Regions from separate parts of the Homo sapiens genome. Here region 2 is linked to region 1. A link is an interaction called in ENCODE POLR2A ChIA-PET data of the cell type or tissue named here. Cell type or tissue: PC-3. All regions are shown on one strand. Each heading gives the region's core, and the rest is flanking DNA. Links, peaks and the distances in the headings are about the cores only. Region 1 overlaps CORO1C (coronin 1C). Region 2 has its middle 7.2 kb from the start of USP30.

Region 1 (5,388 bases), core at 236-5,235:
TGCTGACATTCTGCAGTCTCATTTCCATCAACGTGACAGAAGTCACTGCTTTTTCCTAAAGATGATACAAACGAAAGACGCCATGTTGATCTAGTTAAAACAATGATTCTAAAATATAAAACAGTGCTTATTCTAGTTCTTTTCCCCATAACAATCAAGGAAAATACCAATTTTGCCAAATTCACACTGAAAGTGAAAGAAAGGGTCAAGAAATGTAGGATTTTCTACCAAAAAGCTATCCTTCAGCTTCTTTTGACTCATAATGTTAGTTCACACTATGCATAAATGATTTGTTTATCTTCCAATCAAACATTCTATTTCTGCAATACTACAAAAATCCACCTAAACTAGACATCCTGGAGTCTGAAGGAGGAATGTGCCTACCACCTACTTCTTTGCCCTCCTAGGGACAGAGCCCCTCTACTAACTTAACAGTTTAAAAGTTGGGTTGGCTCCTCTTCTGTTTCATCTTTAGCTCCTACGCAGAGGAAAAAAAAAAACCTGAATTCAAACCGAACCTTCTCTGTGATGTCTTCCTTACCTTCTAAGCCTAGGGTGAAACTATCTCTCACACCCCAGTGCTAAAGCACTTCATGCACAAAGCACCCCCCTGGAGAGATCAAGCACAGTTGTTGAAGCTTCTTAAAAGCAAGAACCTAGCCGGGTGTGGTGGCTCACGCCTGTAATCCCACTTTGGGAGGGCAAGGCAAGAGGATCAGGAGTTCGAGACCAGCCTGGCCAACACAGTGAAACTCTGTCTCTACTAAAAATATAAAAATTAGCCGGGCATGATGGTACACACCCGTAGTCCCAGCTACTCACGAGGCTGAGGCAGGAGAAGTGCTTGAACCTGGGAGGTGGAGGCTGCAGTGAGTCAAGATCGCACCACTGCACTCTAGCCTGGGGAACAGAGCAAGACTGTCTCAAAAAAAAAAAAAAAAAAAAAAAAAGCAAGAACCCACCACAGGTCGCTGCACATGCAGGCACTAAGGAATGAATATGTGAATGAATGAATGTGATTTTTCTAAAGTACTGTGTTAAATTTCACAAACATTTAAGCAATAGTTAGCTCTTTATATGTACTCTGGTAATATTACTGATAATATTTTTCAAAATCTCAATATGTAATAAGTTCATTGTAAAAAAATATTTTTAAGTGCAGGTAATTATAAAGAAGAAAATAAAACATCACTTTTAGTCCCATCAATGTTAACATTGCACATTATTTCCTAAAAACTAATAACACAATTGAAGTTAAGTACGAGATAATGACTATGATCTTATAACACATTTTTTAGGTTATATGAAGGTACCATGGAATACAGGATAACAAAATCTTGCCATATAGCTTTCTCTTGCTATTGAAAGGAATCCCTCAATTATTCACTTAGGACTTAAGAATGTTTATATGTATATAGATATTATATTTCTACGTAGATTTTTTTCTTAAAGGCTAGGTGGAAATATAGTGTTCAAAACTACCAGAAAGCCTTTTAAGTCACTCTGAATTACTCATATATGAATTGTGTGAACTAACATTATGAGTCACGTAATACAGTCTAAGAATATATGTATTAGTTATCAACTGCTGATTAACAAGTTATCCTAAAATTCAGCTGATTAAAACAATAAACATTTATTACTCACACAGTTGCTAAGGATCAGGAATTCAAAAACAGCTTATCTGGGTGGCTCTGGCCCAGGGTTTTTCACGAGATAGTGTCAGCCAGGGCTGCAGTCACCTGATGGCTTTACTAGGGCTGCAGGATCTACTTTCAAGATGGCTCATCACATGGCTGGTTGAGCTGGTGCTGGCAGTCATCAGGAGGTCCTATGGACCTTGCCACAGAGCTGCTGGAGTATCCTCACAACATGGCAGCTCCAAAAGAGACAAAGTAGCAGCCAGTGGGCTTTTATGACCTAGTCTCAGAATTCACACTCCATCAATTCCACCATACCCTATGGTTACACAGGCTAGCCCTATTCAGTGTTGGAGGCCACCTACCACAATATAGTAAGGCAAGTTTTTGGAGAACCTGCACAAAAGGCTACCATATACATAGCCACCCAGTTTGCATCCTCTATCCAAGTGAGTCAAGAGATCAAGAGCATATAATTCTAACCATTCCCTCCGTTAAGTGAATAATAATTTTAATAATGTGATAACGCAGGCTGTGGTACCAGTGGTATGAAGAAGCAACTAAGAGAACCCAATGGATGAGTTCCTCTGTTTCAGTAAATAATCAAAGGCAACATCTGAGCTGGATAATGAACAGGAAGAAAAGACCACCAAGTATCATCATTAGTGGAATACTGACTGAAATGAATCAAGATCTCTTCCTCAACCAACATGACAGAAACATTCCAAAGCTGCCTTCATCAACCTAGGTTCTATAAGAAATTAAAGTCCTAATGCTCTAATATATGCTATTATAGGCAATGAGCTCTTAATCCTATGCATCTAGAAGACTGGCTATGTATCACCCTTGGGAGAACTAAAAAAAAAAAAAAAAAAAAAAAACAGTCTTTCAAATGATTTTCTGTAGAGCTAAATTCTTTCATAAAACCCTACATGAAAAACTGCAAAATGAGTTGAAAAATTGTTCACAGACATAAATAAAGCAAGATCCCAAATATTCCCACACACAGCTCCTAAAATAAATGGGAGAAACACAGTTGTGTATAAGAAAGTACCACACAGCTACAACAAAGGAGCCCATGGGAGAGAAGAAGAGATCATGACCCAAAAAGCTAACAGAGACCTGGCCATACCCATCCTATCCTGGCCAGAGCAGCATTCTTGTCCCAGGTAGTTTCTGTGAGGGTGAAATCAGCTATCATTCCAATTCACCAAAGTTGCTTCACAGTATTTCACAATACTCAAGGAAGGAAGGGAGAAAGAAAGCAACTTGGGAAGACAGGAGCCATCTAGTTCGCATCCTCCAGCCAAGAGAATGTCAAGAGATCAAGAGCATATAATTCTTACCGATTCCTCCCCCTCTTACTTGTTTAAGGCAGGATTTACAGGCTTGTTGTGATATGAAGTGTGTCGGGGGGAGGGAGGGGACGGGGGGGTTGTATGTGTATCTATCCAGAAACACTGGTGTGTATGAGCCCTCCATGGTTCACAATAGGGAGGGAATGTCTCAGTTCTATCTACGTCACGAGTGTGGCTACTCCACAAAGGAAAGGCTTATTCATGCCAACGTGGTAGATTACACAGAGGGCTGAAAACCTGTGTGCTCTTGAGACAAGGCAGCTTGTGCAGTTGTGGCAAGAAAAAAAAGTATTCCTCATAGCCAAAACCACAAAGCCAACTTATGTTCAGCAAGACTGCTATTATTCATCCTCTGAAGGACTAAAGAATAAGTAAATGCACTAAGCCACACCTTGAAAAGTCATGGCAGAGTGGCAAGCCACAGCTTGATGGAAGCATTACAAAAGAGAGTGGGAATCACGTGTGCTAATCTAAATCAACCCACCTCAGGACTGAGGACTTTCTATATTCCTCCGGCAGTGACCTCTTCAAAAATCCCACTTTCCCTAATAAAACCTTCCTAACAAACACCTCATAAACCATATGCTTAAAATAAGCATACATTCATTCTTAAGTGTGCTGCTTGCTGCATATGTGTGTGTCTTTGTATATGCATGTGCTTTGATGTATTTATCCCTATTACTCTTTTCACTTCAGATTTTAAGTCCTGGAAGACAGAAACCATGTCTAACTTATTTTACATTCTCCCAGAATCTAACCACAAGCCTCATGAGGTTGCAATAAGAAGCCTTATTTACTGCTGACACTAAATAGCTTTCAAAAGAAATTCATGGAAAACCATGTTTTCAAATGGGAGCCTTTCTGAAAGGGTCATAATCCACCTTAATTCCAACGTGTACATATTCAGTATTATTATGTACAGAGTCCCAAACGCATCACCAAAACTAACCTGCCTGTCTATAACCAGAAACAAAAAAGGGAAAACATTCTCAGAAGCCCATGAGATAATTATTAAAAGCCATACCCATCTTTTAAGGTTCGTGTTTAAAATCATGCCAGGCTGCTATCAACATGTATTGGAGCCTAACACACATCTAAACATCATTTCTTGCTATCTTGATTTCAAACATAACTTCATATTATAATTGGGAATTTAGTTTTTCTTTGCCTTTAAACCAAAGCAACACCTCATGATAAAACTATTTCATAGTTGCCAAGACACTAAAGTTGTAGGAGTCTCTTTTCCAGGGTAAAGAGCCCTAGTATTACAAAGCCCTGTACTGAAAAGGGATTAATGGGTTCACCATGTAGTTGGAGTCCCCATCATATTTCTTCTTCGAGGCTGTACTTCTAATGAGGAGACAAACACCTCAGTACCAGCAATCTGCCAGGATGCTTTCTTAGACACAAGTGCTCCTGGAGGGCACAGATGCTGGCACACAGCAGGTACTCTGCTTACAGACAATCAAACCAACTAATCGTATATGAAGACTCACTCATATTGTGTAAACAATCAAATATCAACTGTAAAATGTATAACCATTATTCAAATATTCATGACTATACCAAAATTATAAGGTAGACATCAAGAAGGCAGTCAGCCCCATAGAGAAATGTAGGTTTTCTGATAACATGGAAGATCATTCTATTTTCTACCAGCTACTGATGCCTGGTAACCAGCCAGCATCTCAGGTAGGAACAGCAACTTAGAAGAAAAAAAAGGCAAGTGTCACCTGACACTCCAGGGCTCACGGGCCAAGCCCTGCCATAGCAGATCCTACTGAGAACTACCTAGGCACATGACTGTCATGAGGGACCACAGGACCACTCCTCTTTGCTGGGCTCAGCTTTGCCTTAGTGAAAAAGCAGCCAGGAGTAAAAAGGCATCTACTTGCCAAAGTTATACATTGAATTAGGGGGACAAAAATGGAACAAAACTGTTTTCTTTGCTGAATTTTGAGTACACACCAACTGCACTGGAAATCACTTCATAGCTGAGAACCATGGAAGGTGAGAAGCATTTCTGACATGATCTAGAATTTCCAAGGCAGAAAATAACTTTTTTTTCTTTTTGAGACGGAGTCTCACTCTGTCGTCCAGGCTGGAGTGCAGTGGCACGATCTCAGCTCACTGCAACTCCGCCTCCCGGGTTCAAGTGATTCTCCTGCCTCAGCCTCCTGAGTAGCTGGGACTACAGGTGTGCACCACCATGCCCGGCTAATTTTTGTATTTTTAGTAGAGACGAGGTTTCACCACGTTGTCCAGGCTGGTCTCGAACTCCTGACCTCAGGTGATCCGCCCGCCTCAGCCTCCCAAAGTGCTGGGATTACAGGCATGGGCCACTGTGCCCGGCCAGAAAATAACTTTTATACACAGCTGCTTATGTTACA
Region 2 (5,388 bases), core at 301-5,300, 350 kb after region 1:
AGCTTTTCCTCTAAAATCAGGAACAAGATAAGGATGCTTGCTTTCACAACTTCTATTTAACGTAGTACTGGAAGTTCTAGCCACAGCAATTAGGCAAGAAAAAGACATAAAAGGCATCCAAATCAGAAAGAAAGAAGCAAAATTATCATTGTTTTCAGATGATATGATTTCATATGCAGAAAACCTTAAAGAGTCCAGAAAAAAGCTGTTAGAACTAATAAATTAATTCAGCAAAGTAGCAGGATACAAAGAAAGTCAATACACAAGAATCCATTGCATTTCTAGATACTAACAATGAATAATCTGAAAAAGAAGTGACAAAAACTATTTCATTTACAATAGCACCAAAAAGAATGAAATACTTAGGAATTAACCAAGGAAGTGAAAGACTTTTACAATGAAAATCACAAAATATTGCTGAAAGAAATTAAAGAAGACATAATGGAAACACATCCCAAGTCCATGGATTGGAAGAATTAATATCGTTAAAATGTCAATACTACCCAAAGTGATCTGTAGAGTAAATACAATCTCTGTCAAAATCCCGTTTACTTTTTGAAGAACTAGAAAAACCCATTCTAAATTCGTGTGGACTCTCAAGGGACCCCAAATAGCCAAAACAACCTGAGAAAGACAAGCTAGGCTGAAGGACTCACTCTTTCTAATTTCATAACTTACTACAAAGCCACACTAATCAAAACAGTATGATACTGGCATAAGATAGGCATATAGACCAATGAAGCCCAAATACAAACTCTCTGGTATATGGTCAAAATGACTTTTGACAAGAGTACCAATACGATTGAATGGGAAAAGGACAGTCTTCATCAAATAGTTCTGGGAAAACTGGATATCTATGTGCAAAAGAATGAAGTTGCCCCTTACCTAACAACACATACAAAAGTTAATTCAAAATGGGTAAATACCAAAATGCAAGACCTAAAATGATAAAACTCTTGGAAAATAATATAGGGCAAAACCTTTGTGACATTGGATTTGGCAGTGATTTCTTGGATATGACACCAAAGACACAGGCAACAACAACAAAAAATTGGCAAATTGGACTTCATGAAAATTTAAAACTTTTGCGCATCAAAAGACACTATCAAGAGTAAGAAAGCAACCCACAGAATAGGAGGATATCTTTGAAAAATTTTATATCTGATAAGAAATTAATATCCAGCAATTTCAGGTTGGGTACATATCCAAATGCATTGAAAGCAGGATCTTGAAGAGATATTTGTATATACCCATGTTCATAACAACATTATTCACAATAGCTAAAACATAGGTAGCAACCCGTGTCCATCAACAAAAGAGTGGATAAGCAGAATGTGGTATACAATGAGGAATAGTGTTCAGCCTTAAAAAGGAAGGAAATTCTGCAATATGCCACACCATAAATGAACCTTGAGGACATTATGCTAAGTGAAGTAAGCCAGACACAAAAAGACAAATTACTGTATGATTCCACTTATGTGAGATACTTAGAGTAGTTGAATAAATAGAGACAAAATGTAGAATAGTGGTTGCTAGGAACTGAGGAGCGTGTAGAATGAGGAGTTACTGTTTAACAGGTACAGAATTTTAGTTTTGCAGATGGAGAGTTCTGGAGATGGATGGTGGTGATGGTTACACAACATTATGAATGTCTTTCAATACCACTGAACTGCACACTTAAGAATGGTTGTCCAGACATGGTGGCTCACGCCTGCGATCTGAGCAGTTTGGGAGGCTGAGGTGGGAGGATTGTGTGAGGCCAGGAGTTTGACACCAGCCTGGGCAACATAGTGAGACCCCATCTCTACAAAAAAAGAAAAATCAGCCAGGCACAAAGGCTCGTGTCTGTAGTCCTAGCTACTCGCGAGGCTAGGGTGGAAGGATCATCTGAGCTCTGGAGTTCAAGGCTGCAGTGAGCTGTGATAATGCCACTGCACTCCAGCCTGGGCAACAGAGTGAGACTCTTTCTCTAAAAATAAAAATAAAAAAAAGAATGATTAAGATGACAAATTTTATGTTATATGTACTTTGCCACAATAAAAAAAAATGGAAAAATCCTCTCAAATGCTGTAATAAATATGTTTATTCTTCTACATATGTGATACTTTGTCACTGAGTATGCAGATTTGTAATTCTGATAAACATCCAAATTGCTCTACCTATACCTCTCACAGAGATACCCAAGTTTTCCTGTTTACCCATATACCATCATCATTATGTTATCACACTTTTTCATGCTTTATTAATCTGATGGGGGAAAAAATGTTTTCTGATTATAGTTTTAATCTGCATTCTTTTCATTACCAAGTAAGGTCAAACATCTTTTTTTTTTTTTTTTTTTTTTTCTGTTACCCAGGCTAGAGTGCAGTGGCGCAATCTCTGCTCACTGCAACCTCCGCCTCCCGGGTTCTAAGCGATTCTCCTGACTCAGCCTCCTGAGTAGCTGGGATTATAGGCATGTACTACCATGCCTGGCTAATTTTTGTATTTTTAGTAGAGACGGGGTTTCACCATGTTGGCCAGGCTGGTCTTGAATTCCTGACCTCGGGTGATCCACCCGCCTCGGCCTCCCAAAGTGCTGGGATTACAGGCGTGAGCCACTGCGCCCGCCCAAACATCTTTCCAAAGGGATAAGAGGTACTTATGTTCCATTTCCTATCCTCTCTTTAGCCCATTCTCAGGTGTTAATGAGATCCCAGCTAAAATCAGGGCTGGGTTGCTCCATATGCCCAGGCAGTGTCTTGAAACCAACAGAAATGTGGGGTGCAGATCACAGTGGGGGTGGGGGGTGATGGTCCCAGCCTGAGGGCTCAGGTCGGAGGCAGAATTGTCCAGCTTAAGACACAGGCCTTAGAATCACACAGACCCGCCTGCCATACTGTCTGGTCACAAACCCACAGTATGACCTTGGCCAAGTCAATTCACTTCTCCGGGCTTTAGCTTCCTCTTCTATGAAATGGGATTTTAATAGAACCCACTAGGAGGGGCTGTTGGGAGGATGAAACAGGGCAGTGCATGTAGGTACCTAGCATGGGGTCTTGTCGGTAACAAGTTTTGGCAGGTGGTTGCAATCAGTATGTTTCAGGTGAGGAAACTGTGACCCCATTGTACCAGTCAGGGTTCTCCAGAGAAACAGAATCAATAGAACGCGTGTGTATGTGTGTGTATGCACACGTATAGATCATATAGATACAGACATAGACACATAGACGTAGAACTAGACATAGCTATACATGTAGACATAGATATAGATATAGGAGTGAGCCTTAAAGAATTGGCTCACACAGTTGTGGAAGCTAGCAAGTCCAAAATCTATAGAGTGTGCCAGAAAGCTGGAGACCTATGGAAAAAGCCAGTGTTGCAATTCAGGCAGTCTGCAAGCAGAATTCCCTCTTATTCTTCCCTCTTGCTTGGGGGAAGTCAGTCTTTTTTTTTTTTTTTTTTTTTTTTTTTTAGATGGAGTCTCACTCTGTTGCTAGGCTGGAGTGCAGTGGCGCGATCTTGGCTCACTGGAACCTCCGCCCCCCCGGGTTTAAGTGATTCCCCTGCCTCAGCCTCCCTAGTACCTGGGACTACAGGCACATGCCACCACACCTGGCTAATTTTTATTATTATTATTTTGTATTTTAGTAGAGACAGCGTTTCACCATGTTGGCCAGGATGGTCTCGATCTCCTGACCTCGTGATCTGCCCACCTCAGCCTCCCACAGTGCTGGGATTACGGGCGTGAGCCATTGCACCCAGCCCAGTCTTTTTTTTTTTTTCTTCCTCTTCAGGCCTTCAATTAATTGGATGAGGCCCACCCACTATTTGGAGGGCAAGCTATTTTACTCAAAAGTCCACCAATTTAAATGTTAATCTCATCCAAAAACCATCTCACAGAAACATCCAGACTAATGTCTGACCAACTATCTGGCCACTTTGGCCTAGCCAAAGTTGACAATTAAACTTAACCATCACACCCAGGGAAAAAGATGAATTGCCTAGGATCACATAGCCAGCCAGCTGGAAGGTCTGTTTTGTTGTTGTTGCTGCTGTTGTTGTTGTTGAAATGGAGTCTCACTTTGTCGCCCAGGCTGGAGTGCAGTAGTGCGATCTTGGCTCACTGCCACCTCCACCTCCCAGGTTCAAGCAATCCTCCCACCTCAGCCTCCCGAGTAGCTAGGATTACAGGTGTGCGCCATCATGCCCAGCTAATTTTTGTATTTTTAGTAGAGACGGGGTTTCACCATGTTGGCCAGGCTGGTCTCGAACTCCTGACCTCAGGTGATCCACCCGCCTGGGCCTCCCAAAGTGGTGGGATTACAGGGGTTGAGCCACTGCGCCCGGCCAGCTGGAAGTTTTGATCCAGACCTCAAACCAAAGATTTTTTATTTCATTGACTAGGGTGACCACGTATTTGGAGACAGTCTCAGTTCAACACCTGTGGTCCCAGCATAATTCTTAGTAAAACCACCTTTTACTCCTCCAACGGGTTTAGTGTGAACAACAGAGGTGGATGCATTTTTTTTTTTTAACCGAGGAAACCCTTCTTATGTTCATTCAACATTTATTCACCTAAGAGACGATGTTTACCCTACACTTCATCCTCTTCTGGCCTTGAGGTCAACCCACAAACTTGTCTGGGGAGAAGGGTGAATCAGTGCTAAGAATGTGCTGCCAACATAATTGAGACCATGGTCAGCGGATCAATGGGAAAAAACAAGAGCTACAACAAACAGTTCTGACATGCTGTGTGAGGTGGAATTTAAATGATTTTGAGACATTTATTATTGTTTTGTTTTGGCCCCCAAAACAACCGCATGAGGAAAAAATAAACAGAAATCTTGTGAGTGTTTGAATCTTTCTGTGTTTATTCTTTCTACCTGTGGACAAACACAAATACATTATACATGTTCATGTGAAAGCATCTTGTTTTTCCAGACCGGACACTAAGACCCAGCGCTGAGGACAAAAGGAAGCAAGCTCTGCATATTTGAAGTGTTGCAAACTAGGGTCCATCCTCTGGGCCAGCCCTCTCCTCTAGTGACTTACTCAGAGTGTGTTGGGTAAGTGTGGCATTTAAAGAGAGGGTACTTTGGGAGGCCAAGGTGGGTGGATCACTTGAGCCCAGGAGTTCGAGACCAGTCTGGGCAACATGGTGAAACCCTCTGCCTCTACAAAAAATACAAAAAATTAGCTAGACTAATTTTAGTATTCACCCAGCCAGCTAAAGTGGTGGTTCTCAAAGTGCAGTCTGCAGGCTCCCTAAGGGTGCTCAAGACCCTTTTAGGAGGTTCACTGGGTCAGAATTTTTCATAATAATACTAAGCCCTTCCCATTCCCATTCACTCACCAGTGTATCTCGGAGTTTTCCAGAGGCCGTACAATGAGTGATGTGATCATGGG

Evidence for each region. Peaks named below come from ENCODE experiments on the same cell type or tissue, not always from the same donor. Only the 100,000 strongest peaks of a DNase experiment are listed, where the experiment ranks them.
Region 2: POLR2A ChIA-PET joins it to region 1 with 6 read pairs; 1 of 35 experiments calls an interaction of 5 or more read pairs at or near these places.

Annotation. Positions count from the first base shown.
Region 1 is chr12:108,693,355-108,698,742 of GRCh38, forward strand. The region is part of intron 2 of CORO1C (coronin 1C); the gene reads right to left. Among named protein-coding and RNA genes, the nearest start is that of CORO1C, 35 kb to the right of the region's middle. RefSeq lists enhancers at 196-708, 1,493-1,552. In PC-3, for the core only: no CTCF peak of the experiment used is centred there; DNase peaks (open chromatin) are centred at 1,657 and 3,247; H3K4me3 peaks cover 619 bases; H3K27ac peaks cover 4,797 bases.
Region 2 is chr12:109,042,667-109,048,054 of GRCh38, forward strand. It overlaps a transcript of USP30 not described here. Among named protein-coding and RNA genes, the nearest start is that of USP30, 7.2 kb to the right of the region's middle. In PC-3, for the core only: no CTCF peak of the experiment used is centred there; a DNase peak (open chromatin) is centred at 4,625; H3K27me3 peaks cover 2,500 bases.